Linked DNA regions of Homo sapiens: regions 2, 3 and 4 are each linked to region 1. A link is a loop called in an ENCODE intact Hi-C map of the cell type or tissue named here. Cell type or tissue: PC-9. All regions are shown on one strand. Each heading gives the region's core, and the rest is flanking DNA. Links, peaks and the distances in the headings are about the cores only.

Region 1 (7,433 bases), core at 1,371-6,370:
CCTGGCCTCAAGTGATCAGCCTGCCTCGGCCTCCCAAAGTGCTGGGATTACAGGCGTGAGCCAGAAAATGTTTTTAAATGTTAAAAATGTTAGCTGGAACTTTTTCTAGCTGTGACAAACTCTTTCTAAAGTGATTACGGAAAAGTAGTCAATGAAAAGATAAGTCAATTTCAAAAAAGGAGGTTAAAAGGGGAATAATAGGCCAGGTGTGGTGGCTCACACCTGTAATCCCAGCACTTTGGGAGGCTGAGACAGGCGGATCATGAGGTCAGGAGTTCGAGACCAGCCTGGCCAACATGGTGACTCTACTAAAAATACAAAAATTAGCCGGGCATGGTGGTATGTGCCTGGAATCCCAGCTACTCAGGAGGCTGAGGTTGCAGTGAACTGAGATCGTGCCATTACATTCCAGCCTGGGCAATAGAGTGAGACTCTGTCTCAAAAACAACAACAACAACAAAAAACAGGGGGGTGATAATAACAACTATTAAGACCTAACACACTATAGAAATTTTTTAAAACCCAGTGAGATAGACACAAGGACAAATAAACCAATGGAACAGATAGAAAATTCAGGATAGATCCATGATACATAGAACTTCACATGAAAAAGGTGGCATCATAAAGGTGGCAAAGGCGTCTTTATGACAAAAAGCCAGATTGTTTAGAAATTATGTGGATAGGCCGGGTGCAGTGGCTCATGCCTGTAATCCCAGAACTTTGGGAGGCCAAGGCAGGTGGATCGCCTGAGGTCAGGAGTTCAAGACCAGCCTGGCCAACATGGTGAAACCCCATCTCCACTAAAAACACAAAAATTAGCTGGGTGTGGTGGCTCATGCCTGTAATCTCAGCTACTTGAGAGGCTGAGGCTTGAGGATCCGGGAGGCAGAGGTTGCAGTGAGCCAAGATCGTGCCACTGCACTCTAGCCTGGGTGATAGAGCATGACTCTGTTGCAAAAAAAAGAAAAAAGAAAAGAAATTATGTTGATAAAACTGGTTTGTAATATGAAGAAAATTAAGTTAGAGCCTTACCTCACACTAAAGGTGAATTTCAGATGGATTAAAGCTATAAAGAACCAGGCCAGGCACGGTGGCTCACACCTGTAATCCCAGCAATTTTGGAGGCCGAGGCAGACAAATCACCTGAGGTCCGGAGTTGGAGACCAGCCTGGCCAACATGATGAAACCCCGTCTCTACTAAAAATACAAAAAATTAGCTGGGTGTGGTGGCAGGTGCCTGTAATCCCAGCTACTCTGGAGGCTGAGGCAGGAGAATCGCTTGAACCCAGGAGGCAGAGGTTGCAGTGAGCCGACATCATGCCATTGAACTCCAGCCTGGGCAACATGAGTGAAACTCCATCTCAAAAAAAAAAAAAAAGAAAAAAGATATAAAGAAACAGAGGGGCACAGTGGCGTGAGCCTGTAATCCCAACACTTTGGGAGGCTGAAAGGGAAGGATCACTTGAACCCAGGAGTTTGAGACCAGCCTGGTAAACATGGTGAGACCCCATCTCTCTTAAAAAGAAAAAAATTAAATTTAAAAATATATATAAAGGAAAAAGTAAACCACAAAGCTAATGGAAGATAATGAATTCTTATCCATGGGTAAAAAAAGTATAATATGTTTGTGACTTAGCATGAGAGCATGAGGAAAGGTTTCTTAAACAAGATACCAAAATACAAAATTTAAGGCTGAAAGTTAATGAATTATTTACTAGCATGGCAAATTTAAGAGGTGGTTAATACCAAATCTTAGCATGAATTTGGGAGGAGACTGACCTCTTGTGCACTGCAAAAGGAACTGTAAACTATCTTAATTGTTCTGGAAATACTCTGGATGTGCTTGGTAAAGTTAAGTGTGTGTGTGTGTGTGTGTGCTCTGTCACCCCAAGATCCCATCTCCTGGGTATATGTCCTAGAAAAATTGTCATGTGGCTTACCACAGTAACACATACAAGCGTTTATCCAGCTCTCCCAATGATAGCAGGGAAGTGGAAGCAACCCAGGTGTTTTTTGTTTGTTTGTTTGTTTGTTTGTTTGTTTGTTTTTTGAAAGAGGGTCTCGCTCTGTCTCCCAGGCTGGAGTGCAATGGCACAGTTTCGGCTCACTGCAGCCTTGACCTCCTGGCGATCCTCCCACCTCAGCCTCTTGAATAGCTGGGACTACAGGCATGCACAAGCACACTGGGCTAATTTTTTTATTTTTTTGTGGAGACAGTATTTCACCATGTTGCCCAGGCTGGTCTCAAAGTCCTGGGCTCAAGTGATCCACCCACCTCAGCCTCCCAAAGTGCTGGGATTACAGGTGTGAGCCACCGTGCCTGGCCCAGCCCAAGTGTTTTTTGTTTTGTTTTTGTTTTTTGGTTTTTTTTTTTTTGAGACGAAGTCTCACTCTGTTGCCCAGGCTGGAGTGCAGTGGTGTGATCTCTGCTCACTGCAACCTCCACCTCCCAGGTTCAAGTGATTCTCCTGTCTCAGCCTCCCAAACAGCTGGGACTACAGGCACGTGCCACCATGCCTGGCTAATTTTTTGTATTTTTAGAGAGACGGGGTTTCACCACATTAGTCAGGATGGTCTCCATCTCCTGACCTCATGATCCGCCCACCTCGGCCTCCCAAAGTGCTGGGATTACAGGCATAAGCCACTGTGCCCGGTTGTCTTTTTTTTTTTTTTTTGAGACAGAGTGTCACTCTGTCGCTCAGGCTGGAGTGCAGTGGCGTGATCTTGGCTCACTGCAACCTCCGCCTCCTGGGTTCAAGTGATTCTCCTGCCTCAGCCTCCTGAGTAGCTGGGTTTACAGGCGTGCACCAACTCCTGGCCTCAAGTGAGGAGGATTTTTGTATTTTTGTATTTTTAGTAGAGACAGGGTTTCGCCATGTTGGTCAGGCTGGTCTCGAACTCCTGACATTGTAATCTGCCCACTTCAGCCTCCCAAAGTGCTGGCATTACAGGTGTGAGCCACCGCATCCGGCCAGCCCAAGTGTTTTAACCAACCAAGAATGGGTACCTAAAATAGGTGGATGCAAACTGTGAGAGAAATGTAACAACTAAAAGTAACAAACTAGGTGTACATATGGAGCACAGATGTAAACACAAATGCTAAATGAAAACAGGCTGGGCGCGGTGGTTCACGCCTATAATCCCAGCACTTTGGGAGGCCGTTTGAGTCCAGGAGTTCGAGACCAGCCTGGATAACGTGGCGAGATCCTGTCTTTACAAAAAATAAAAAAACTAAGCCGGACTTGGTGGCGCTTGCCTGAAATCCCAGCTATTTGGCAGGCTGAGGTGAAAGGATCACTTGAGCCTGTGAAGAGGGGATTGCAGTCAGCCATGATTGTACCAATGCACTCCAGCCTGGGTGATAGAGCAAGGCCCTGTCTTAAAAAAAAAAAAAAAAAAAAAAGGAAAAGAAAAAAGGATATTTAAAGCACAATACTATTTATACATATTAAATAGAAAGGCCAAGTGTGGTGACTCACGCCTGTAATCCCACCACTTTGGGAAGCCAAGGCAGGCAGATCACCTGAGATCAGGAGTTCCAGACCAGCCTGGCCAACATGATGAAAACCCGTCTCTACTAAAAACACAAAATTAGCCGGGTGTGGTGTCACACGCCTATAATCCCAGCTACTTGGGAGGCTGAGCCAGGAGAATGGCTTGAATCTGGGAGGGAGAGGTGGCAGTGAGCCGAGATTGTGCCACTGCACTCCAGCCTGGGTGACAGAGTGAGACTCAGTTTCAAAAAAAAAAAAAAAAGAAAGAAAGAAATACACCTTCTGGGTTCCGGTGACTCGTCCCAATCTCTTCCTAAAAACTATACAGAGCAAAAAGGACAGCAAATAAAAATTCCTACAACATATATTGACCAGCAAAAAAGATTGCTACAATCCGCAATATACATACAAGTTGGAAAAAATACCCTGGAAACCAGCCAGAACCCCCACAAGTGTGTAGACATCACTGGAGCTGCTTGAAAGAGTAGGGAATATGGAGGGTCTTAAACATTAATGGAACCTGATAACATCAACAAGTTTCACTCCCAGAAAAAGGTGCCCGACCCTTAGTGGGAACAGCCAAGAACTGGTCTGAAACCTGGCGTATCAGCACTGGCAACAGGAGTCATAAGGCTTGGAGAATTCATAGGAACAACAGTGGCAGTCTTGCGAAAGTGTGTCATTCGGGATAAAGAGGCACTTTGGAAAATAAAATAAATATTCCTGGTAATAAGTATCCCACTGAAAAAAACACTAGGAAAATCAGAGAGTTTGACTACAAGAAAGGCACACTATGACAACAGGAGAGGGAGCTCTTGAGCTAAAAAACCAAACCAGGAAAGACCCTCAAAACACATTCTCTTCTAAAGATCCATCTATTAAAAGCTGGTCCAGGCTGGGTGCAGTGGCTCAAGCTTGTAATCCCAGCACTTTGGGAGGCAGAGGTTGGGGGGGATCACCTGAGGATGGGAGTTCGAGACCAGCCTGACCAACATGGAGAAACCCCATCTCCACTAAAAATACAAAATTAGCTGGGCGTGGTGGTGCATGCCTGTAATCCCAGCTACTGGGGAGGCTGAGGCAGGAGAATCCCTTGAACCCGGGAGGCGGAGGTTGCAGTGAGCCAAGATCACACCATTGCACTCCAGCCTGGGCAACAAGAGTGAAACTCTGTCTCAAAAAAAAAAAAGCTGGTCCAGAAAAATCCAACATATTCAAATACGAGGCCAGGCATGGTGGCGTACACCTGTAATCCTAGCACTTTGGGAGGCCCAGGTGGGAGGATCACTTGAGGCCAGGAGTTTCAGACCAGCCTGGCCAACATGGTGAAACCCTGTCTCTACTAAAAATACAAAATTAGCCAAGTGTGGTAGCGGGTGCCTGTAATCCCAGCTACTTGGGAGGCTGAGGCATGAGAATCGCCTGAACCGAGAGATGGAGGTTGCAGTGAGCCAAGATCGCTGCCACTGCACTCCAGCCTGGGTGACAGAGCAAGACTGTCTCAGAAATAAACAAATAATAAATAAACTCAAATATGAATAATAATCACAACCAAAATTCAGTATCCCGGCCGGGCGTGGTGGCTCACGCCTCTAATCCCAGTGCTTTGGGAGGCTGAGGCCAGTGGATCACCTGAGGTCAGGAGTTTGAGACCAGCCTGGCCAACATGTTGAAACTCCATCTCTACAAAAAAATACAAAAAAATCATCCTGGTGTGGCAACACACACCTGTAATCCCAGCTACTCAGGAGGCTGAGGCAGGAGAATCGCTTGAACCTGGGAGGTGAAGGTTGCAGTGAGCTGAGATTGCACCACTGCACTCCAGCCTGGGTGACAGAGCAAGACTCTGTCTCAAAAAAAAAAAAAAGGAAAACAAACCAACAAAAAAATTCAGTATCCATACAAAGTTACAGTAAGAACAAAACCCCACAGAAACAAGAATCATAAGTTATGACAGGTGAAACTATACCAGAAAAAAATACTATCCCAAAACAGAAACCAAGACAAACTACAGGATACATAAGTGTAGTGGATGCTATGGTATGTTCCCTAAATACCCACTTCGGGACTGGAGCACTCATACTTCAAGTTGCTGGTAATGGTGGCTGAATCCTTCTCTGGGACTCAAAGGGAATCCCTCCACCCAAGGCAACACCCTGTCCCAAAGATCCATCTGCATGTAGTGACAGGTCCATGCCAAGATATAGAAGCCCTTGCCTCAGGGTGAGACAACTCTGACAGGGGATTCTGACTTGAAAGCTCCCCACGGGATTGGCTGAGATCTTTATTGCAACTGCATCATGGTCAGCGGTGTGCTGGAACTGGCTCCTACTGGCTTGTGAGAACCAATTGTTACGGTTTTAGGAATTTTGCAAGCAGGTTGTTAAACACAGCCATTATTAAAACTTAAATTACATATACTTAAAACTAAATAATATTCAAAACCAAGGTAATAAACACTCAATACATATTACTTTCTAATTATTTTACTACATGTACTATTATCTGTTCTTTAGAGATTGTCTATATATACCTGAAGGGGTGCTACTATGCATTTTTATTTTATTTTATTTTATTTTATTTTGAGATGGGTTCTTGCTTTGTTGCCCAGGATAGAGTGCAGTGGCACAATCATGGCTCACGCAATCCCCTCCTCCCAGGCTCAAGCAATCCTCCCATCTCAGGCTCCCAAGTAGCTGGGACTATAGGCAGGCACTACCATGCCCGGCTAATTATTTTATTTTATTTTTTAAATTTTATTTATTTATTTTTTGAGATGGAGTCTCACTCTGATGCCCAGGCTGGAGTGCAGTGGCGCAATCTCAGCTCACTGCAACCTCTGCCTCCCAGGTTCAAGCGATTCTCCTGCCTCAGCCTCCCAAGTAGCTGGGATTACAGACGGGCACCATCACGCCCAGCTAATGTTTGTATTTTTAATGGAGATGGGGTTTCACCGTGTTGGCCAGGCTGGTCTCAAACTCCTGACCTCAAGTGATCTGCCTGCCTCGGCCTCCCAAAGTGCTGGGATTACAGGCATGAGCCACCGCGCCAGGCCAAATTTTTTTATTTTTTTTGTAGAGAGAGGGTCTCGCCATGTTGTTCAGGCTGGTCTGAAACTCCTGAGCTCAGGTGATCCACCTGCCTTGGCCTCCCAAAGTGCTGGGATTAGCTACTATGCATTTCTTTCCAGCTCCATGTTCAGTAACATCATGTTGCCAATTTTCAGTTAGCCATGATATAAATATTTACACACTGATTGGGCGCGGTGACTCACGCCTGTAATCCCAGCCCTTTGGGAGGCCGAGGCGGGTGGATCACTTGAGGTCAGGAGTTTGAGATCAGCCTGGCCAACATGGTGAAACCCTGTCTCTACTAAAAATACAAAAAAAATTAGCTGGGCCTGGTGGCGGGTGCCTGTATGGAGGCAGAGGCCAGAGAATCTCTTGAACGTGGGGGGCAGAGGTTGCAGTGAGCCAAGATCACGCCACTTCACTCTAGCCTGGGCAAAAGAGTGAAACTCCATCTCAAAAAAAAGAAAGACATATTTATACACTGGAAATTGTCAAATGTTACAAATCAAAGCTTTCCTCCCCCAAGAGCCAGTTGTTAACTATTTACTAGCACATCACTGATTACAGTTCAGCTGTTACTCTTGTCCAATCCTCCTCCTTTCACTTTGTCACAACTGTCGATTCCAAATGTGTACATGTCTCTGTCTTAGAATCTGCGTCCCAGAGAATGTGACCTCAATCAACAAAAAGAATAGTAAGGACCAAATATATAATGTGAGATATAGAGTGTGGAAATAAGAAAGGCCAAGAAAAATTAAAAAGATTAAAAAGATTGAAAACAAAGTGATAAAATAATCAAACCAGATCCAACATATGTATTTCTGGATGCCATGAAGAAGAAAACAAAAGTAATGGAATAGAATTAATA
Region 2 (7,433 bases), core at 1,340-6,339, 140 kb after region 1:
AGGCTGAGGCAGGAGAATGGCGTGAACCTGGGAGGCGGAGCTTGCAGTGAGCTGAGATCGTGTCACTGCACTCCAGCCTGGGTGACAGAGCGAGACTCTGTCTCAAAAAAAAACAAAAATGGCTGGGCGTGGTGGCTCACGCCTGTAATCCCAGCCCTTTGGGAGGCCGAGGCGGGCAGATCACGAGGTCAAGAGATCGAGACTATCCTGGCCAACATGGTGAAACCCCGTCTCTACTAAAAATACAAAAATTTGCCGTGCATGGTGGCACACACCTGTAGTCCCAACTACTCAGGAGGCTGAGGTAGGAGAATCGCTTGAACCCAGGAGGCAGAGGTTGCAGTGAGCTGAGATCATGCCACTGCACTCCAGCCTGGCGACAGAGCGAGACTCTAACAAAACAAAACAATACAAAAATTAGCCAGGCGTGGTGGCGCACTCCTGTAATCCCAGCTACTCAGGAGGCTGAGGCAGGAGAATTGCTTAAACTTGGGAGGCGGAGGTTGCAGTGAGCCAAGATTGTGCAACTGCACTCCAGCCTGGGCGACAGAGCGAGATTCTCTCAAAAAAAGAAAAGAAAAAGAAAAAAAAAATATATATATATATATGTATTTATATACCGTTAAGAATAGAGTTAATTCAAGCACAAAAGCTTGATGATGGCTACCCAGAAACACTGACTCCAAATGAATGGGGTCAGCATTCCAAAGTGGAGAAAGTTAGTTTCACTTACACAGAAATTTTAGCAAAGATTATGACATTTTTCATATAAGACCAGTGCATATACCACAGTGATTTGATTGGGTACAGATTGGTACATTCCAAGGAAGATTATCACTCGCAAAGAAGGGATAGTGATCTGAGGGGGTCTTATCTCTGGTGCCCTTTGGTCTTCATAATTTATAGTGAAAAGAAAGAGTTGCAGCTACATGCTGTGTGACCCAGGTTGCATAGCCACATTCCTCTCAAGGCTCAGAATGATTTAAAGTTTCTATTACTGTTGGTTTTTTTTTCTTTTTTTTTTTTTTTAAGACAGTCTCGCTCTATCACAGTGGCACAATCTCAGCTCACTGCAACCTCTGCCTCCCGGGTTCAAGTGATTCTCCCACTTCAGCTTCCCAAGTAGCTGAGACTACAGGCATGTGCCACCACACCCAGCTAATTTTTAAATTTTTTGTAGAGATGAATTCTCACTATGTTGGCCGGGCTGGTCTCAAACTCCTGGGCTCAAGCGATCCTCTCACCCTGGCCTCCCAAAGCGCTGGGATTACAGGCATGAGCCACTGCACCCAACCCGTGCTTTGTGTTATGATAAGAAAACAAATGTGCTAAAATGGGGGTAAGGAATTCCTGGTCACTGAAGGGCTTTTAAAGATCTTTTTCTTACTTGGCATCTTCTGAAAATACTGGAATTGCCAGATTTTAGCCTCCTGGTATAAGTGAGAATGTGAAGATTTGCTAAGTTTATGCTTTTTTTCTTTTAATGACAGTCTAGGAACATATGCATCTTTACATGGAAGAATCTATTGTAAGCCTCACTTCAATCAACTCTTTAAATCTAAGGGCAACTATGATGAAGGCTTTGGGCACAGACCACACAAGGATCTATGGGCAAGCAAAAATGAAAACGAAGAGATTTTGGAGAGACCAGCCCAGCTTGCAAATGCAAGGGAGACCCCTCACAGCCCAGGGGTAGAAGATGCCCCTATTGCTAAGGTGGGTGTCCTGGCTGCAAGTATGGAAGCCAAGGCCTCCTCTCAGCAGGAGAAGGAAGACAAGCCAGCTGAAACCAAGAAGCTGAGGATCGCCTGGCCACCCCCCACTGAACTTGGAAGTTCAGGAAGTGCCTTGGAGGAAGGGATCAAAATGTCAAAGCCCAAATGGCCTCCTGAAGACGAAATCAGCAAGCCCGAAGTTCCTGAGGATGTCGATCTAGATCTGAAGAAGCTAAGACGATCTTCTTCACTGAAGGAAAGAAGCCGCCCATTCACTGTAGCAGCTTCATTTCAAAGCACCTCTGTCAAGAGCCCAAAAACTGTGTCCCCACCTATCAGGAAAGGCTGGAGCATGTCAGAGCAGAGTGAAGAGTCTGTGGGTGGAAGAGTTGCAGAAAGGAAACAAGTGGAAAATGCCAAGGCTTCTAAGAAGAATGGGAATGTGGGAAAAACAACCTGGCAAAACAAAGAATCTAAAGGAGAGACAGGGAAGAGAAGTAAGGAAGGTCATAGTTTGGAGATGGAGAATGAGAATCTTGTAGAAAATGGTGCAGACTCCGATGAAGATGATAACAGCTTCCTCAAACAACAATCTCCACAAGAACCCAAGTCTCTGAATTGGTCGAGTTTTGTAGACAACACCTTTGCTGAAGAATTCACTACTCAGAATCAGAAATCCCAGGATGTGGAACTCTGGGAGGGAGAAGTGGTCAAAGAGCTCTCTGTGGAAGAACAGATAAAGAGAAATCGGTATTATGATGAGGATGAGGATGAAGAGTGACAAATTGCAATGATGCTGGGCCTTAAATTCATGTTAGTGTTAGCGAGCCACTGCCCTTTGTCAAAATGTGATGCACATAAGCAGGTATCCCAGCATGAAATGTAATTTACTTGGAAGTAACTTTGGAAAAGAATTCCTTCTTAAAATCAAAAACAAAACAAAAAAACACAAAAAACACATTCTAAATACTAGAGATAACTTTACTTAAATTCTTCATTTTAGCAGTGATGATATGCATAAGTGCTGTAAGGCTTGTAACTGGGGAAATATTCCACCTGATAATAGCCCAGATTCTACTGTATTCCCAAAAGGCAATATTAAGGTAGACAGATGATTAGTAGTATATTGTTACACACTATTTTGGAATTAGAGAACATACAGAAGGAATTTAGGGGCTTAAACATTACGACTGAATGCACTTTAGTATAAAGGGCACAGTTTGTATATTTTTAAATGAATACCAATTTAATTTTTTAGTATTTACCTGTTAAGAGATTATTTAGTCTTTAAATTTTTTAGGTTAATTTTCTTGCTGTGATATATATGAGGAATTTACTACTTTATGTCCTGCTCTCTAAACTACATCCTGAACTCGACGTCCTGAGGTATAATACAACAGAGCACTTTTTGAGGCAATTGAAAAACCAACCTACACTCTTCGGTGCTTAGAGAGATCTGCTGTCTCCCAAATAAGCTTTTGTATCTGCCAGTGAATTTACTGTACTCCAAATGATTGCTTTCTTTTCTGGTGATATCTGTGCTTCTCATAATTACTGAAAGCTGCAATATTTTAGTAATACCTTCGGGATCACTGTCCCCCATCTTCCGTGTTAGAGCAAAGTGAAGAGTTTAAAGGAGGAAGAAGAAAGAACTGTCTTACACCACTTGAGCTCAGACCTCTAAACCCTGTATTTCCCTTATGATGTCCCCTTTTTGAGACACTAATTTTTAAATACTTACTAGCTCTGAAATATATTGATTTTTATCACAGTATTCTCAGGGTGAAATTAAACCAACTATAGGCCTTTTTCTTGGGATGATTTTCTAGTCTTAAGGTTTGGGGACATTATAAACTTGAGTACATTTGTTGTACACAGTTGATATTCCAAATTGTATGGATGGGAGGGAGAGGTGTCTTAAGCTGTAGGCTTTTCTTTGTACTGCATTTATAGAGATTTAGCTTTAATATTTTTTAGAGATGTAAAACATTCTGCTTTCTTAGTCTTACCTAGTCTGAAACATTTTTATTCAATAAAGATTTTAATTAAAATTTGAACTTTTCAATGTTTCTCTTCCATTATTTTCTTACGTTATTACTGTCTCTCAGGATCTACTTTTGCAGTTTGGGAAGAAAAAAATGGTACCACTTTTTTAAGTTTTAGTTGAATAGAAGCATTATCAATACATCTCACCACTAGATGGTAGTGTTGGGCTGATCTTGGATTTCAATCCTCCCTGAAGGAAGACAAATTTTTCTGGAAAATTGCAGGCAACTTGGCAAGAGAATTAATGTGTGCATTCAAAATGAGGTATTTTACCAATTCGAAATCTAGTGGTGGTTTTTATTGTTTATAACACTCAACATTGAATAATTCACCTTACAATTATGCCTAGCATGCTGAATGGATTTCCAAATGTCTCTGCTGAAAATGGACTTGTTTTTCACTTTAGGCAGATGCTTTTTTTTTTTTTTTTTTTTTGTAGACCGAGTCTTGCTCTGTCGCCCAGGCTACAGTACAGTGGCACCATCTCGGCTCACTTCAACCTCCGCCTCCCCGGTTCAAGTGATTCTCCTGCCTCAGACCTCCTGAGTAGCTGGGATTACAGGCGCCTGACACCACGCCCGGCTAATTTTTGTATTTTCAGTAGACTCAGGGTTTCACCATGTTGGCCAGGCTGGTCTCAAACTCCTGACCTCGTGAACCACCCACCTCGGCTTTCCAAAGTGCTGGGATTACGTAAGGTGTAAGCCACCGTGCCTGGCGCTTTTTTCTTTTTTTTCTTTTCTTTTTTTTTTTTTTTTTTTTTGTTGTTGTTGCTGTTTTAAGATCAATGTTTGGCCGGGTGCAGTGGCTCACGCCTGTAATCCCAGCACTTTGGGAGGCCGAGGCGGGCGGATCACGAGGTCAGGAGATCAAGACCATCCTGGCTTACATGGTGAAACCCCATCTCTACTAAAAATACAAAAAATTAGCCGGGCGTGGTGGCGGGCGCCTGTAATCCCAGCTACCTGGGAGGCTGAGGCAGGAGAATGGCGTGAACCCGGGAGGCGGAGCTTGCAGTGAGACAAGATCGCGCCACCGCACTCCAGCCTGGGCGACAGAGCTAGACTTCGTCTCAAAAAAAAAAATCACTGTTCACACCAAGTGGGCAGATGCATTTTTGATTGATTGATATCCTTGCCTGTAGAGGCAACTGTTCCAATTGTTCAGGCTTTCTTTTTAATTGGTAGGGTTGAAATGTGGATTTCCTTGGAGAGTTAAGGCATGCTTTTTGAGTCATCTGTTACATTTTCCAGGATCCCTGTGTTTTCTAGAGTCTTGCCTGGTTTTCTGAGTGGTTGGTAGGATACTACTTTCTGCTCTTGCCCCCACTGAGTCATTTAAAGATCCATGTTCAGACCGGGCGCAGTGGCTCATGCCTGTAATCCCAGCACTTTGGGAGGCCGAGGCGGGCGGATCACCTGAGGTCAGGAGTTGGAGACCAGCCTGGCCAACATGGAGAAAACCCATCTCTACTAAAAATACAAAATTAGCCGGGCGTGGTGGCACATGCCTGTAATCCAAGCTACTCAGGAGGGTGAGGCAGGAGAATCGCTTGAACCCGGGAGGCAGAGGTTGCAGTGAGCGGACATCACACCATAGCACTCCAGCCTGCGCAACAACGACGAAACTCCGTCTCAAAAAAATAAAAAGCCGGGTGTGGTGGCTCATGCCTGTAATTCCAGCACTTTGGGAGGCAGAGGCGGGAGGATAACCTGAGGTTGGGAGTTCCAGACCAGCGTGACCAACATGGAGAAACCGCGTCTCTACTAAAAATACAAAATTAGCCGGGCATGGTGGCAGGTGCCTGTAATCCCAGGTACTAGAGAGGCTGAGGCAGGAGAATCGCTTGAACCTGGAAGGCAAAGGTTGCGGTGAGCCAAGATCATGCCATTGCACTCCAGCCTGGGCAACAAGAGCAAAACTCCATCTCAAAAAAAAAAAAAAAAAAATCCATATTCACGTTAATCCAAAAGCTCCCACTGATATAAAATATCCAATCCTGGCTTGAACTTCTGTGACTTGCGTTTTACTATAATCCATCCACATGGTACTCACATTATGCACTGACTTTATACAAAAAAGTTTAAGTACCTGTGGATATCAGTTGAGTGGGCCACCCCTTGGGGACTGAGATTACCCTCAGAAGAATTCTTTTTGACTGGGTGCGGTGGCTCACACCTGTAATCCCAGCACTTTGGGAGGCTGAGGTAGGTGGATCACAAGCTCAGGAGTTCAAGGCCAGCCTGGTCAGCATGGTGAAACCCCATCTCTACTAAAAATACAAAAATTAGCTGGGCATGGTGGTACGTGCCTATAGTCCCAGCTACTCAGGAGGCTGAGGCAGGAGAATCACTTGAACCCAGGATGTGGAGGCTGCAGTGAGCCGAGATTGCACCACTGCACTCCAGCCTAGGCAACAGAGTGAGACTCCATCTAAAAAAAAAAACAAAAAAACTCTTTTCTATGCCTTTCAAGGGCTAAGATATAGACGTATCATGGGTACACAGAGTAGGAACAAGGAATAGCTCCAGAGTCAATATAAAGAAAGGATGTCCTAGCCAAAAGAATGACCAGATAACACTGAACATTCTTAGAAAACAAAAGCAGCCAAACAGAAAAAGCATTAATCATTTGTTCTTTTAGCTCTCTAAATGAAGGCTACCTTGTTTGGACCTGGTATATCACTGGTGACTATAGGGTGATGACAGCTTTTCTGTTGGTAAAGCAGAAAAAGGGGCCAGCTTGGGACTTATGATGGTTAAGGAGGCTCTGCTCATGACTGCTACAAGGCCAGCTTGGTTCCAGTGACTTGCTGGATCACTCTTGGGCAAGGTGAAAGTAAATTTGCTTTGCATTACATATTTCATTAGCAATGTTTCCCAACAGCCAAGAGACTGGGAATTGGTACATGCTCATTTTTCTGGGGATAGAATCATGAACAGGGGCCAGGCACAGTAGCTCATGCCTGTAATCCCAGCACTTTGGGAGGCCAAGGTGGGCAGATCACCTGAGGTCAGGAGTTGGAGACCAGCCTGGCCAACACGGCGAAACCCCGTCTCTACTAAAAATACAAAAATTAGCCAGATGTAGTGGCGTGCACCTGTAATCCCAGCTACTTGGGAGGCTGAGGCAGGAGAATTGCTTGAACCCGGGAGGCAGAGGTTGCAGTGAGCTGAGATGGCGCCACTGCACTCCAGCCTGGGTGACAGAGCAAGACTCCATCTCAAAAAAAAAAAAAAAAAAAAATCATGAATAGGGTCTCAGACCAAGATCATTGTGTACTGGTGGTTCCTGTATGCTAAGTTAGTATGTCCTCTGTTCCTTGAGATGCTGATTGAAAATCCCATGGGGCTGGGTTTATTACTTCCTTTTAAAATATATCTTTTCTTTTTTTTTTTTTTTTTTTTTTTGAGATGGAGTCTCCATTTGTTGCCCAGGCTGGAGTGCAGTGGCACAATCGGGTCACTGCAACCTCCGTCTCCCGGGTTCAAGCGATTCTCCTGCCTTAGCCTCCCGAGTAGCTGGAACTACAGGCACCTGCCACCATGCCCAGCTAATTTTTATATTTTTGTACAGGTGGATTTTTGCCATGTTGACCAGGCTGGTCTTGAACTCCTGACCTCAGGTGATCCGCCTGCCTCAGCCTCCCAAAGTGCTGGGATTACAGGCGCG
Region 3 (7,433 bases), core at 860-5,859, 72 kb after region 1:
GAATAGGAAAGCAAGCAGTCTGCCATGGAAAAATACAGAAGGGAGAAGGAACTGGTGTAATTCATTTAGGGCCAGATGGAAGACCTCGGATGCTCTGCTAAGGTTAGGATTTAGTAAGAAAACCAGGGAACGCAATTGGTTTTCATGTGGGGAGAGTGACATGATCAGACCGGTATTTTAGAAAAAGCCTTCTGGCAACAGTGTAAAGCTATATTAGAAAGGTGAGAGATTGGTAACATGGAGACAATTTATGAGGCTCTCTTGGGAACCCAAGTGAAAGCTGTTGGGGGTCAAGGGGGAACAGGAATAGAGAGAAAGGGAAGGATATCAGACGGTGTTGAGATGTGATTATGGGACTTGGAAACTCCCTGTCCTGCACAGAAACTTCTCCACGTTCTTACCCTTTTCACCCTCCTTAGCCCCACCTGTCTTTAACTAAACTTGGCTTTCCCTTGACATGCATGACATGCATTCTGTGTTTGAGCAGTGGCTGCCTGCTCTTTCTTTTTTTTTTTTTTTTTTTGAGATGGAGTCTCACTCTGTCACCCAGACTGGAGTGCAATAGTGCAATCTCAGCTCACTGCAACCTCCGCCTCCTGGGTTCAAGCGATTCTCCTGCCTCAGCCTCCCGAGTAGCTGGGATTACAGGCACATGTCACCATGCCCGGCTAATTTTTGTATTTTTAGTAGAGATGGGATTTCATCATATTGGTCAGGCTGGTCTTGAACTCCTGACCTCATGATCTGCCCACCTCGACCTCCCAAAGTGCTGGGATTACAGGCGTGAGCCACCACGCCCGGCCTGGCTGCCTGCTCCTTCTGCACATGCTTCCCTGAAATATTTTGGGGGCCAGGGTTGCTACTCTTCTATATCTCCAATAATGTTTCCCATTCATTGTTTCTCATGCCTGCTTCTGAAGTTCTAGACATGTGCTTTCAGGCTCACATCTAACTATAATGCACTGTTATCCTCCCCTTCATTGCAGTGGCGTGCCAGCCTCCAGGGGACGCTGGCTTCTAGCATCATTTTTTTTTTTTAGTGTTTCTCACTGGGGGTGCTGTAGCATTTGGGGTAAGGCAGATCTTCCCCATGCAGGGTATTCATCATCATGCCCTCCTCTAAATGAACCCATGACATTGTGACAACCAAAAAAGAAAAAAAAAAGTGATAGGGGAGAAAACCCAACAAGATTCTAACACATGTGTCTAAATGTCCCCCAGGGCCATTGGCACCAATGGTGTCCTCATTAAAGGATCACTGGGTCCACATCAGTGACCTGTCTGATACTTTGGGCTCATAATTTCTTTTCTTTTTCTCTCTCTCTCTTTTTTTTTTTTTTTTGAGACAGGGTCATACTCTGTCGCCCAGGCTAGAGTGCAGTGGTGCAATTATGGTTCACTGCAGACTCGACCTCCCAGGCTCAAGCAGTCCTCCTGCCTCAGCCTCCCAAGTAGCTGGGACCACAGGCATGCACCACCATGCCCGTCTAATTTTTTATTTTTGTAAAGACAGCGTCTCACTATGTTGCCCAGGCTGGTCTTGAACTCCTGGATTCAAGCGATCCTCCTGCCTCAGCCTCCCAAAGTGCTGGGATTACAGGTGTGAACCACTGTGCCCAACCTGGACTCATAATTTCTTGATCTTCCCTGTTTCTGCAACCTGCATGTTGTCTCCCATGCCTCTGCCTCCCGTCTCAACCTATCACTCAGAATCCTTCTCTGAAATGATGCATTTGGAGAACCTACTGTTTGATTGGAGCCTTCTGTTTTTCCACTTGTTTAACTCTTATTCCCAGTGACCCTGTGTTTTGACCTCACCAGGACACCCAGCCCTGGATGTCAGTCCCCTTCCTGGCCTCACTTTCTTCCTTGCCCAGCTCAGTCACTTCAGTGAGGCTCTCACCTCTTCCCCAGTGCCTTTCTCACCACTCTATTCTGTCATTGTCCAGCCCAGCCAGTTCTCATTAGGATTTGGGTCCTATAGTAGCACTAAGGAGAGTTAAGAGGTTGGAAAAGGCTTCATCTTTAGGGCCTTCTTAATCTTGCAGAGAGAAAGTGCAGAGGGATCTCACAGGTCCTTCTCATGGTATACTGGGTTCACTGTCTTTTCTCCATGAAGGCTGAAAGGATTGCAAAACTGTCAATCCTGAACCCATTAATTACAATCAGTGTGCCAGGCACCATGCTAGACCCTTGATAGAAACACATACTATTTTGGCTGGGCACGCTGGCTCATGCCTGTAATCTCAGCACTTTGGGAGGCCATGGCAGGTGGATCATTTGAGGTCAGGAGTTCAAGACAAGCCTGCCCAACATGGTGAAACCCCATCTCTACTAAAAATACAAAAAAATGGCTGGGCGCAATGGCTCACACCTGTAATCCCAGTACTTTGGGAGGCTGAGGCGGGCAGATCACGAGGTCAGGAGTTCAAGACCAGCCTGGCCAACGTGGTGAAACCCTATCTCTACTAAAAAATACAAAAATTAGCTGGGCATCGTGGCCCATGCCTGTAATCCCAGCTACTCGGGAGGCTGAGGCAGGAGAATTGCTTAACTGGGACCTGGGGGGCGGAGGTTGCAGTGAGCCGAGATCACGCCACTGCACTCCAGCCTGGGCTACAGAGCGAGACTCTGTCTCAAAAAATAATAATAATACAAAAAAATACAAAAATTTAGCTGGGCGGTGGTGGTGCGTGCCTGTAATCCCAGCTACTTGGGAGGCTGAGGTGGAAGAATCACTGGAGCCTGGGAGGCGGAGGTTGTGGTGAGCCAAGATCATGCCACTGCACTCCAGCCTGGGCAACAGAGTGAGACTCCGTCTCAGAAAAAAAAAAAGAAATATATAAAATATATACTATTTTGAATCCTAACAAAAACTATATGAGGAAGGGGCTTTACCCCTCTTTTATAGTTGAGAAAACTGAGGTAAAGGAAGTAACCTGCTGAAGTTAATATTTGAGTTTGTTCCTGTCACATATTTTTCTTCTGATGTGCTTAACACATGGAACTGGTTTGGAAAGATGAATAGAGTTATTTGGTAGGCTTGGAGAATGCTGAAGACATTCCAGAGGAAGGGGAGCAACAGGAGGTAAAGGCATAGAAGTAGGACAGGTGGTGGTATATACTGAAAGGAGTGAAAACCAGGGAATCAGCCTGGATTTCTGTTCTAGGTTTTATACTCAGTGGAAACACGTTGCTAATATTACTTAAGGTTTGTAAGGTTCACTCACTGCAGCTTCCCAAAGAAGACTGCAGGACTATTTTCCGAGATCAGTTGAGATCAGGCGCGTTGAGGGTGGTATGGCTGTAGACTACAGGACTATTTTCCACAAAGCATATACTAATGTCTGTTTCCAACACCTAGTGGCTTTATATTTATGGGGTTTGCAAATAGTGAGTCCTATACAAGCCTAGCTAAAAACAGTAGGAAAACTTAGGAGGTCTCTGATCAGAGATTAATATGAAATTGTTGTTTGGAGGAAGCTTAATCTAGCTGATGTTTGTAGATAAGTCAGCTTTACTTTCTAATTGTTAACAGTGCATTTTGTGTTTATATGTATAGAAGAGTACTTTTTCTAGCATCAGAGCTTGTGTCCCATGGTCCTTTATAGCTGCAGGCTTATTTCTCTGACTAAGCCTCTATAACAGTCGTTAAATTTGAGGTAAGAAGTTCCTATTGATACATCCATTTGAATAGCTAGCTTTGGTTTCACTCACCACTGACTTCAGCATAATATGATCCTTCATTTGATAACAGTTGACTCTTTGGGTGGAATTTGTTTGACTCATACATTTTTGGAATTAAAGAGAATCTAGCCTGGTAGTTTTTAAACTATCTTAATTGAAGTCTTCAGAGGAATCTCAGGGCCAGTTCTCCAACAACTGGAACACCCTAAGGGCTAAACCCAAGCCCAGATCCCAGGCCCAGATCCCAGTCCCAGATCCCAGGCCCAGCTCTTTAGATTTTCCATTCCAGCAATCCTGCTTTGATCCCTTGTAAAGGTTAGGTTCTGCGTAAGACAGCATTTGAAGAGAGGGTTCTGCAGCTAGCAGAGCTTGAAACCACTGGTCTGGCTAGCATTTGCCCTATTCCTTTGACAGATTAGGAGCTTGAGGATTAGCAATTATGACTGAAGGTCATACACCAAGATGGTAGAATTGATGATCACAGCATGAAGATCCCTAACCTAACCCCCTGCCAGCATGCCTCTACCTTATCACAGCTTCTCCTGTTTTTGTTATAACTTTACCCATTCCTAGTTCCAGGAAACAGGAGGAGGCCGGGTAGAGAGGATCACTTGAGTCCAGAAGCTCAAGGCTGCAGTGAACTATGATTGCACCACTGCCTTCCAGCCTGGGTGACAGAGTGAGAACCTATCTTAAAAAAAAAAAACAAAGAGCGTTCATATTTAGTTTTCTGTGACTATTCTTCCTTCAATAAGAAAAAAATTGACCTTCAAGTCAGCCTGGTTAACTTCCTCTTCTTTCGCTTCTCTGTAACATTTTAGTGGTGAAATTTTTCCAGAAGAAAATACATTGCTTAAACCTTGGGAGTTTCTGTTTTCCCTTTTTGGCTCAGCATTCCCTTTGCTCTATTTGAGGGCATACAAGCAAGAGTCATGGCTCAGGAACTCTGTTTTCTGGCCCTAGAAAAATTTGAGACACTGTTATTACTCCCCAGATAATTTTAGCGTCCTCCATCAGCTGCCTGCCCCACAGCTGAGCATTAGTGAGCTGTTGCAAGATTAAATTCCTTATGTAAAGAAAAGGAGGCTGGACCGCAAAAAAAAAAAAAAAAAAAAAAAAAAAAAAAAAAAAAAATCTGGGAAGGAAAGAGGAACAAAATTTTAATTACAGAAATTTTATTGTAAATGTTTTATTTTCTCAAATTTGGATCTTCAAAATGGTGCCCCCATTTTGTGTCCTTCACATTTTGTGTCAGAAGAATGCTAGTTGCTGTAAGGGCCTCTGAGAAAAGTCTGAGGCCTGAACACGGAATTCAGAAGTATTGAGCCTCAGTCTTGTGGCAATCTAAGAGTACAAAATATAAAAGTACCAGGGATCTAACTTGGAAGAAAGAGGTGGTGTAGAGCCTTTCTCCCTGTTATCTACTATTTAGCAGGAACTTCATTACAAATAAAAGGTGGAGATATTTGAGTAGGGGTTTGAGAACAGGATTAAAGACAGCCTTTGGTGTATACACCTGGTCTTACAGATGCCTCCATGCTAAAAGGACAAGGCTAAAGATGGGAACTATTTTGATTTTTTTTTAATCTATGTTTCTATTAGACACTAAAGGGAAGGGAACCTCTGAGCTTATTTACTCAACTAACCACAATGTAAATACCTTGCCTTGGAGAACAGTTGGCTAAATATAAACCTGTCTGCCAATTGGTTCTAGTTTTCATATATTGTATTATTGCTGTAATATACTGTAGATGATTATCCAAGGGGTGTGGAAACGCAAGTTCAAGGCCAGTTCTAAGTTCCTTTTTATAATAGCTACAATCCACTGTATCCCTGAATTCTCACTTTTAGGGAATCTCTTAGACAGATATATTAGTACAAGTGGGAAAAATATACGTAAAAGGACATTCCCCAAAGCGTTATTTGCAATGGTGAAAAACTGGAAACAATCCAAATGCCCATTAAAGGAATATGGGTGAATTAATTATAATGAGAGAGGATTGTCAAGATTACCAAACACTTCCATGTTGCTAAATCAAAGGGATGTTTCTTGGCCTTTATCTTACATGAACTCTCACCACTTTTTCCCTCCCACATTTTTGCTTCTCTTGGCTTCTCTGGCAGTCTCATCATTTTCTTCCTCCCTCTCTCTCTCTTCCTTGTCAGTCTCTCTTATCATTTGTTCTGACTGCTGAAATGTTCGAGTCTCCAGGACTGAGTTCCAGGCATCTTCTCACACTACACACTGCTTGCAGATGTCATCTACTCCTGTGGCTTTAATACCATCCATGGGCACGCAAGTTCTAAATGCATACAACTAGCTCAGAGCTTTCTTCTGAGCTCCGGACACATGCATCTCATCACTGCTACCACCAAATGGATGTTTTAGTTAACATGGCTAGCATTGAACTCTTGATCTTCCCCGTTTCCAAATTTGCTCTTCTTTCACAATTCCTCGTCCCAGGAAGCATTACTTCCATTGACTCAGCTGCCAGAAACCTAGGAATCATTCTCTCTTCCCCATCTGATTACTACCCTACTGATTCTTTCTCGAAATATATCTCAAATCTATTCACTTTTCTTTATCTCTAGTGCCATTATCTCTGCAGCCCAGCCAGCATTATCTCTCATTAATGCCACCTCCATTCTCAGCCCCTCCAGTCCATTCTCCACACTCCAGAGCACTCTTTAAAAACACGAATTGAATCAGTGACCATCCTACCATTAAATTCAAAGTCCTTAGCATTACCTGCATGGCCCATCCCTGCCTCCCGCCTCATTGCCTGCCCTTTCCCCTCTCAGTGAGCTTCTGCAACACTAGAGTTCTTTGTGCACCCTATATACATGAGACACTTTCTTGCCTTGAGGCCTTTATGCATGGTGTTTTTCTGTTCCTGGTATGCTTTCCTCCCTTCCTTTTGTCTGGCTAACTTCATCTGGTCAAACTTCACATCTCAGCCTACAGGTCATTTTCTCAGTGAGGCGCTCCTTTTAAAAATTTTTTATTTTATGTTATGTTATGTTATGTTATGTTATGTTATGTTATGTTATGTTATGTTATGTTATGTTATTTTGAGATAGAGTCTCACTCTGTTGCCCAGGCTGGAGTGCAGTGGCGCCATCACGGCACACTGCATCCTCAAATTCCTGGGCTCAGGTGATCCTCCCACCTCAGCTTCCTGAGTAACTGGGACTACAGGCGCATGCCACCAAGCCCTGCTAGTTATTTTTTTTTTAAGAGATGGGGTCTCGCCATGTTGCCTAGGCTTTTCTCAAACTCCCGGGCTCAAGTGATTGGCCTGCCTTGGCCTCCCAAAGTGCTGGGATCACAGGCTTGAGCCATCGTACTCATCCATTTGTTTTTAGCTGACAAAGAATAATTTTACATATGTATGGGGTCCAATGTGATGGTTTTTTGTTTGTTTTTTGAGACAGAGTCTCGCTTTATCACCCAGGCTGGAGTGTGGTGGTGCTATCTTGGCTCACTGCAACTTCCTCTTCCCAGGTTCAAGCGATCCTCCCACCTCAGTCTCCGAGTAGCTGAAACTACAGGTGTGCACCAACGTGCCTGGTGGCTAATTTTTGTCTTTTTAATAGAGACGAGGTTTCTCCATGTTGCCCAGGCCAGTCTTAACTCCTGGCCTCAAGTGATCTACTCGACTCAGCCTCCCAAAGTGCTGGGATTACAGGCATGAACTACCACATCCAGCCAATGTGATGTTTTAATACATGAATACATTGTAGAA
Region 4 (7,433 bases), core at 784-5,783, 110 kb after region 1:
AAAAAAAAAAAAGCCCAGCGTGGTGGTGCATCCTTGAAGTCACTGCTACTTGGGAAACTGAGGTGGTTGGATCATTTGAGCCCAAGACTTCAAAGCTGCAGTGAGCTATGATTGTACCACTGCCCCATACTCTAGCCTGGGTGACAGAGTGAGACCCTGTCTCAAAAAATAAAATATGCAATCCTCAATTATGGTAAGGTTCTTTTAATGCTAAGAAAGTGAGTGAATATTACTTTATAAATGACAATTATATTCCTGATTTTCTTCTTCGTGCTTTTAACAGAAGATATTGGCCATTAGATAAAAATAACCCAAAATTTAGAATTTTGAAATTATTTGAATCACTTTTATCTTCTAATAAAACATGTTGGCCAGTCACGGTGGTTTACACCTATAATTCCAGCGCTTTGGGAGGCTGAGGCGGGAGGATATCTTGAGCTCAGGAGTTCGAGGCTGTAGTGAGCTATGATCGTGCCACTGCACTTCAGCCTGGGTGATAGAGTGAGACCCCATCTCAGAAATAAAATAAAACATGTTATTTGGATGCTTCCAGGTCAGTTGTCATCTTCTACATTTGACTCGGAGAAAAATGAGAGTAGACGAAATCTGGAACTTCCACGCCTCTCAGAAACCTCTATAAAGGATCGAATGGCCAAGTACCAGGCAGCTGTGTCCAAACAAAGCAGCTCAACCAACTATACAGTATGTGTTCTGCATCATTCATTCATTCATTCATTCCATCATCCAGCAGATGGTCACTGAGTACTGGAATTAGGAAATGTCACCAGACCCTTGTATCTGAGCCCTGGTCCCCTAGCTGTTCTCTTTTCACATGAACCCTACCCTCGCTGGATTTGCAGTTCTTACCATGGTCTAATCCTGACTTTGCTTTCTTAGTCCTGGTTCCCACCCCACTCACTTTTTTTGTGATGTTACCAGTGAGTATCATTGAGAGTTTCCCTGGCTCTTCTACTTAATCTTTGTGTTGTTAAAGAAGTAGTATTTTATTAGTTTTAATATAACTCTTATTTTATCTTGGTTGTTGAGGGAAGAAGGAAGAAGACTGAAGAGCTTATTTTGGCTTTTGAGGGAAGAAAGAAGAAGACTGGAGAGAAATATCAGCTGTGTTCATTAACGAGGGTTTTTTTTGTGATTTTTTACTGAGATATAACTCACATAATATAAAATCACCATTTTAAAGTATACAATCTTGTGATACTTAGCATATTCACAAGGTTGTACAACCATTACCACTGTTTAATTCCAGAACCTTTCCATCACCCTGAAAAGAAACTTCATACCTGTGTAGTCACTCCCAACTTCCCCTGCTCTCATCCCCTGGCAACCACTTAGCTACTTCCTGTCTTTATGTATCTGCCTATTTTGGAAATTTCATATGAAGGAGTCATACAGTAGATCTTCTACTTAATCTTTAATCCTTACGATGTACTGTTTTCCTAAAGAAGTAGAATAGTAGATAAGGAAAAGGGAGAGATCACAAGAAGGTGACGTGCTCAGTAAGCATGAAAATTTTGATATTCAGCTGGGTGTGATGGCTCACACCTGTAATCCCAGCACTTTGGGAGGCCGAGGTGGGCAGATTGCCTGAGGTCAGGAGTTCAAGACCAGCTTGGCTAACGTGGTGAAACCCCATCTCTACTAAAAATACAAAAATTAGCCAGCATGGTGGCAGGCACCTGTAATCCCAGCTACTTGGGAGGCTGAGGCAGGAGAATCGCTGGAACCCAGGAGGCAGAGGTTGCAGTGAGGCAAGATTGCGCCACTACACTCCAGCCTGGGCGACACAGCAAGACTCCGTCTCCAGGAAAAAAAAAAAAGATTGGTATTCAAAATACAATGGAGGGTCCTTCCCCTTTACGTTGTCCTGTGCTTAACGGGTAAGCTGATGCTACAGAACTGCTAAATTGAAGTTACCTTATAGCCAGGCGCAGGAGCTCACACCGTAATCCCAACACTTTGGGAGCCTGAGGTGGGTGGGTCATTTGAAGTCAGGAGTTCAGAACCAGCCTGGCCAACATGGTGAAATCCCGTCTCTACTAAAAATACAAAAAAAAAATTAGCCAGGTGTAGTGGCACACACCTGTAATCCCAGCTACTAGGGAGGCTGAGGCAGGAGAATCACTTGAACCTAGGAGATGGAGGTTACAGTGAGCTGAGATCACACCACTGTACTCCAGCCTGGGTGACAGGGTGAGACTCCATCTCAAAAAAAAAAAAAAAAAAAGGAAGTTACCTTTCAAATGCCATTTATTCACATATATATGTATACACACACATAGATACAAATGTACACACACATATTTTTGTATCCTTCAAGCATTTGTTCTAAGATTTCAAATTACAAACCATTAATCTCTTGATGTCCTAATTGTCTAACAAAATCAAAAAGAACAATATTGAATTTTATTTGTTCTTAGGCAGATCGAAATTGGTGCATATTGGAAACCATAATGAGTATTCTGGGAGTTAAGCCTTCTCTTCCCCACATTATTAAGTATACATTCTCTAATAATATTTGGTGGACTAATTCTCTGGGCAATGAATAATTTCATCTTGGTTTTTTAACTGTAATTTTAACAACTTTATGTTTTAAGAAGAGATGATGTGTGTAAATCAATTAGCAAAGTGGAGTATCACAGGCTGATTATGCACCGTGAATGTGAAAAGCGAGCAAATTTAGACTTCCCTTAGAAGGCAGGTCAGGAGATACAGCAAATTGGGATCTGCGAAGCTGAACTTCCTCTTGTTACCAGATTTTACTGCTTCTCAGTGCCCTCCTGCTGTAAACATTCCCACCAGGTGACTCCCTATGTGGGGAAACCTGTTGAGTAACTTTTTTTTTTTAACTCCTAACCATTTCTGCATTACAGTTCTCCTGCTCTGGAGATTTTAAGAGTTGAAAACTCTTTGGGAATTCTTGTAAAAAGTACATTTTGTCTCATCCCCAAAGAATTTCCCAGGCCCCTTACAGAATATGGTTGTAACAAGGCACATACATACTCTCTGGCAGCAGTTCTGGAGGTGGGGCTTTGAGATGGGGTCAGGAATGAGTTGTTGGGCTATATAATGTTCTGCAGTGCTAGCTGCCAGCTCCTCCTCACAGATGCACCTCCGGTGCTGTGGGTCGTAATCTAGAATACCATCACTAGGTGACTAAGTCATACTCACATTCCTTTCATTGACCTGGTGGCCATAAATTGTTTCCTCCCATGCCTAAAGATTCACAGAGAACAGAAAAGTACTAGATTACTACATTATTAGCAGACTAATGGTGGGAAATGTCTATAGTCATCGACCTCTATGTTTATTTTATTTTATTTTATTTTTTTATTTTGAGATGGAGTTTCACTCTTGTTCCCCAGGCTGGAGTGCAGTGGCGTGATCTCGGCTCACTGCAACCTCTGCCTCCCTGATTCAAGCGATTCTCCTGCCTCAGCCTCCCAAGTAACTGGGATTACAAGTGTGCACCACCACACGTGGCTAATTTTTTGTATTTTTAGTAGAGACAGGATTTCACCATGTTCGCCAGGCTGGTCTTGAACTCCTGACCTCAGGCGATCCACCCGCCTCAGCTTCCCAAAGTGCTGGGATTACAGGCGTGAGCCACTGCACCCAGGTTCTATGTTGATTTTAGATGTAATAGATGAGTTAATTGTAATATTCACCCCAGTGTCCTTTGCAAGGAAAAAAATGCAATTATCCTTATTCCTTATGACAATAAAATGCATGTTCTTTTATGTTGAGGCTCTGTTTTGAGAAGTAAAATAAATTATGTCTTTAGTACAATATATGAATTGTATATGGAAAAACATGCTTTTTGAAAGTCCCACCAAAAAGGTTTCTTTATGGTATCATTAAATATAATTTCAGTTTTTATATGTATACATCATCCCTGTCTCTCTTTCCAGGCCGGGCATTTATATATGTATGGTCAGTATATTTTCTATTATTGGCACTTGGCATCTCCTTTCCCCTGCTCCAGAATGGTCTTTTCTGATAAAACTCACAAGCTTTGCATTACCACAAGCTCTGCTGCTAGAAGAGTGAATCACAAGAATGTTGTATGCTTGGGGTGTTCTGTGTGCCTGTGTTGATGTGTCTGTATTCTAATGAGCAATCCAGTTTTACACTAGCATACAGATATTTAACTCTGAGGTATGTGTCCACAAAGCTGCTTTTGTCATTTCACTAGTCAGTGGGTTTTGCTTGTGAGAGTTAGGGGGTTGATTTGACCCGAGGCTTCTTAGAAGAATTTTTTAACATTCCAAGTTTATCTAATAGATGTGCTATGAAGAGAACAGAATGATGGGACTTTAAAAAAATTTTTACAGTTATTTTTATTTTGTAGAATGAGCTGAAAGCCAGTGGTGGCGAAATCAAAATTCATAAAATGGAGCAAAAGGAGAATGTGCCCCCAGGTCCTGAGGTCTGCATCACCCATCAGGAAGGGGAAAAGGTAGGTTGAAAAGTCTGATGTCCAGTTGCCAAGGAAGCATGTGTTCTAAATTAGATGCTTGAAATTAGAAACAACTCTAACTCTAGGCTGTAGAGTGTCTGGGAATTTGGTAACAGCTGCCAGGACAGATTGCCATTTTTGCAGGTCACATAATTTCAGTTGAGTAGCTCTGCAACTTATAGCTGACCAAATAATGAGCCTTCATTGGAAAATTATTTTGCTCAGCAGATGCTCAGAAGGCAAAGAGCTGAAGTGATTTTTTAAAATCTATTTGGAGGCTGGGCACAGTGGCTCACGCCTGTAATCCCAGCACTTTGGGAGGGTGAGGCAGGTGGATCACCTGAGGTCAGGAGTTCGAGACCAGCCTAGCCCACAGGGTGAAACCCCATCTCTACTAAAAATATAAAAAGCCGGGTGTGGGGGTGCATGCCTGTAATCCCAGCTGCTCGGGAGGCTGTGGCAGGAGAATCGCTTGATCCCAGGAGGTGGAGGTTGCAGTGAGCTGAGTGCACTGCACTCCAGCCTGGGCGACAGAGCAAGACTCTGTCTCAAAAATAAATAAATAAAATAAAAATCTATTCGGGCCGAGTGTGGTGGCTCACGCCTGTAATCCCAGCACTTTGGGAGGCCAAGGCAGGCAGATCATCTGAGGTCGAGAGTTCGAGACAAGCCTGACCAACATGGAGAAACCCCGTCTCTAATAAAAATACAAAAAATTAGCCGGGCATGGTGGTGCATGCCTGTAATCCCAGATACTCAGGAGGCTGAGACAGTTGAATCGCTTGAACCCAGGAGGCGGATGTTGCAGTGGGCTGAGGTCACACCACTGCACTCCAGCCTAAGCAACAAGAGCGAAACTCCATCTCAAAAAAAAAAAATCTATTTGGGAGAGCATAGATTCAGGGCAACTTGATTCCATGCTCCTGGGAAGAATAATTTACAAAAATAAAATAAAAATATATTTGATTAGAGATTATCTTCAGATACTCATATATTCTTAATTTAAGTATACATTTAACACATTTTGTGCAAGAAAATCTTACTCTTCCACTCATATTATTTTGAAAGGCAGTCACTATGCTAAGTAAGCATAGGAAATAATAAGCTTAAAAACTTATTGACAAACCATTCCATGTGGTCTTTATGTGCAAGAAAACAGAGTAGAGGAGAGATTAATAAGAGGTCAGCTATCATAAAAATGTATGATAGGTGCTGTGAGGCTGTGAGAGGGGTATACAGGACCACAGAAGCCCAGAGCAAAGATATTTAACCTGACTTCCTCAAGAAGGTGATGTCTGAGCTGAGTCTTGAAGAACGTGTGGAAGTAGGCCAAGTGAATGAGGGGAAGGTTGAGTTAGAAATAGAAGGCTATTCCAGGCAGATACAACAGAGATTTGGAAACCAGAGATGATGGCTGAGGAATTACAGGGATTGTTTGTTTGTTTGGAGATGGAGTCTCGCTCTGTCACCCAGGCTGGAGTGCAGTGGCGTGATCTCAGCTCACTACAACCTCCATCTCCCAGGTTCAAGCAATTCTCCTGCCGCAGCCTCCCAAGTAACTGTGATTCCGGGTACGTGCCACCATGCCTGGCTAATTGTTTGTATTTTTAGTAGAGATGGGGTTTCACCATGTTGGCCAGGCTGGTCTTGAACTCCTGACCTCACGTGATCCACCCGCCTTGGCCTCCCAAAGTGAGGGATTACAGCTGTAAGCCACCGTGCTTGGCCAGAATTACAGGTTTGCTGACTTGGCTGGAGCATGAGGTACACATAGGCAGCAGTGAGAGACAGGTGGAAGGAGAGGGCTAGGGTAAATCTTTATGTCACCCTTAAGGGTTTGGATGTAGTGGTGCAGCAGGAGAAAGCCACTGAAAGATTTTAAGCAAATCATATTTGTGTGTTATGTATTAATCATTAGATGAATGGCTTAATTGAAATAAGTAACATTATTTATGTCAGGGGAATTATCATGTTCTCTACCATTGCCCATTGTCCAATTCTTTTAGTCTTTCAGTCAATATGATAATCGAATGTTAAATGAGATGAGGAGAAAGGGTTTTCAAATCTATTACAGTGATTTAATCTTAGGAGAAAAGCCATTGCTTCTGTTACACTTATTGACACCCTTGACGCCATTCTTCCAAAAGACATGGAGATCATTAAATGGATTAAGAGCAACAGTTCTCAAGCTTAGTTGGAATTTGTATTTTTTAAATTTTTTTAGAGATGAGGTCTTGCTCTGTCACCCAGGCTGGAGTGTAGTAGTGTGATCATAGCTCACTGTAGCCTCCAACTCTTGGGCTCAAGTGATCTTCCTGCCTCAGCCTCCCAAGTGGCTGGGACTACAGGTGTGCACCACCACATCTGGCTAATTTATTTTTATCTTTATTTTTTGTATAGACAGGGTCTCGCTATAATTCTCAGAATGGTCTCAAACTTCTGGCTTCAAGCAATCCCCTCAGCCTCAGCCTCCCAAAGTACTGGAAGTACAGGTGTGAACCACTGCACCCTGTCTCAAACTTATTTGACTACAACAGACTTTACAAAGTAGGATGGTATATTGTCAGAATACTAACAGGAACTCATGAGATATACTACTCTTGGATCAAAGCAGACCCACAGAAAAATGGTCTCAAACTGATGGCTACAAAATTTGATTCAAAGACCAGAACAGAAAAAAATATTAGAATAGTTTATTTTATAAAAACATCACAAATGTATGTTGGAATAACAAGACAAAATACTTGGCAGTCATGTGTTACATGGTCATATAATCCCCCATAAATTGCAAACATCCTTGCAGCAGTGGACTCAGGCATTAGCCCATGAGGCACATGCCATGTATTAAGTGAGTTATCTTGTTAAACTGTCTTGTTTTCTCATCTTTTAAATGGGAGATTATTTCTTAAGAATAACTGACTAAATATTTTTGAAGTTTTTCTTATATACTGTTAAA

What was found. Peaks named below come from ENCODE experiments on the same cell type or tissue, not always from the same donor. Only the 100,000 strongest peaks of a DNase experiment are listed, where the experiment ranks them.
Region 2: it touches region 1 in a loop (15-fold over the local background); 50 of 110 quality-filtered maps call a loop at or near these places.
Region 3: a loop joins it to region 1, with 4 times the contacts of the local background. A loop is called at or near these places in 5 of 110 quality-filtered maps.
Region 4: it touches region 1 in a loop (4-fold over the local background); 22 of 110 quality-filtered maps call a loop at or near these places.

What each region holds. Positions count from the first base shown.
Region 1 is chr12:50,311,752-50,319,184 of GRCh38, reverse strand. No RefSeq gene overlaps it. Among named protein-coding and RNA genes, the nearest start is that of LIMA1, 32 kb to the right of the region's middle. In PC-9, for the core only: CTCF peaks have their summits at 1,756, 4,107 and 4,312; no DNase peak of the experiment used is centred there; H3K27ac peaks cover 610 bases.
Region 2 is chr12:50,172,127-50,179,559 of GRCh38, reverse strand. LIMA1 (LIM domain and actin binding 1) reads left to right here. Exons shown (of 11, transcript NM_016357.5): 11 at 1,491-3,772. The coding sequence ends at 2,496. Among named protein-coding and RNA genes, the nearest start is that of CERS5, 8.5 kb to the right of the region's middle. In PC-9, for the core only: CTCF peaks have their summits at 3,710 and 3,914 (motif pointing right); a DNase peak (open chromatin) is centred at 3,909.
Region 3 is chr12:50,239,322-50,246,754 of GRCh38, reverse strand. All of the region lies in intron 2 of LIMA1 (LIM domain and actin binding 1), which reads left to right. Among named protein-coding and RNA genes, the nearest start is that of MIR1293, 8.8 kb to the right of the region's middle. In PC-9, for the core only: no CTCF peak of the experiment used is centred there; DNase peaks (open chromatin) are centred at 3,044, 3,734, 4,594, 5,344 and 1 weaker place; H3K4me3 peaks cover 1,432 bases; H3K27ac peaks cover 4,674 bases.
Region 4 is chr12:50,197,821-50,205,253 of GRCh38, reverse strand. It overlaps LIMA1 (LIM domain and actin binding 1), which reads left to right. Exons shown (of 11, transcript NM_016357.5): 6 at 554-702; 7 at 4,370-4,477. Among named protein-coding and RNA genes, the nearest start is that of MIR1293, 33 kb to the left of the region's middle. In PC-9, for the core only: no CTCF peak of the experiment used is centred there; DNase peaks (open chromatin) are centred at 2,813, 3,003, 4,173, 4,533 and 1 weaker place; H3K4me3 peaks cover 1,526 bases; H3K27ac peaks cover 4,826 bases.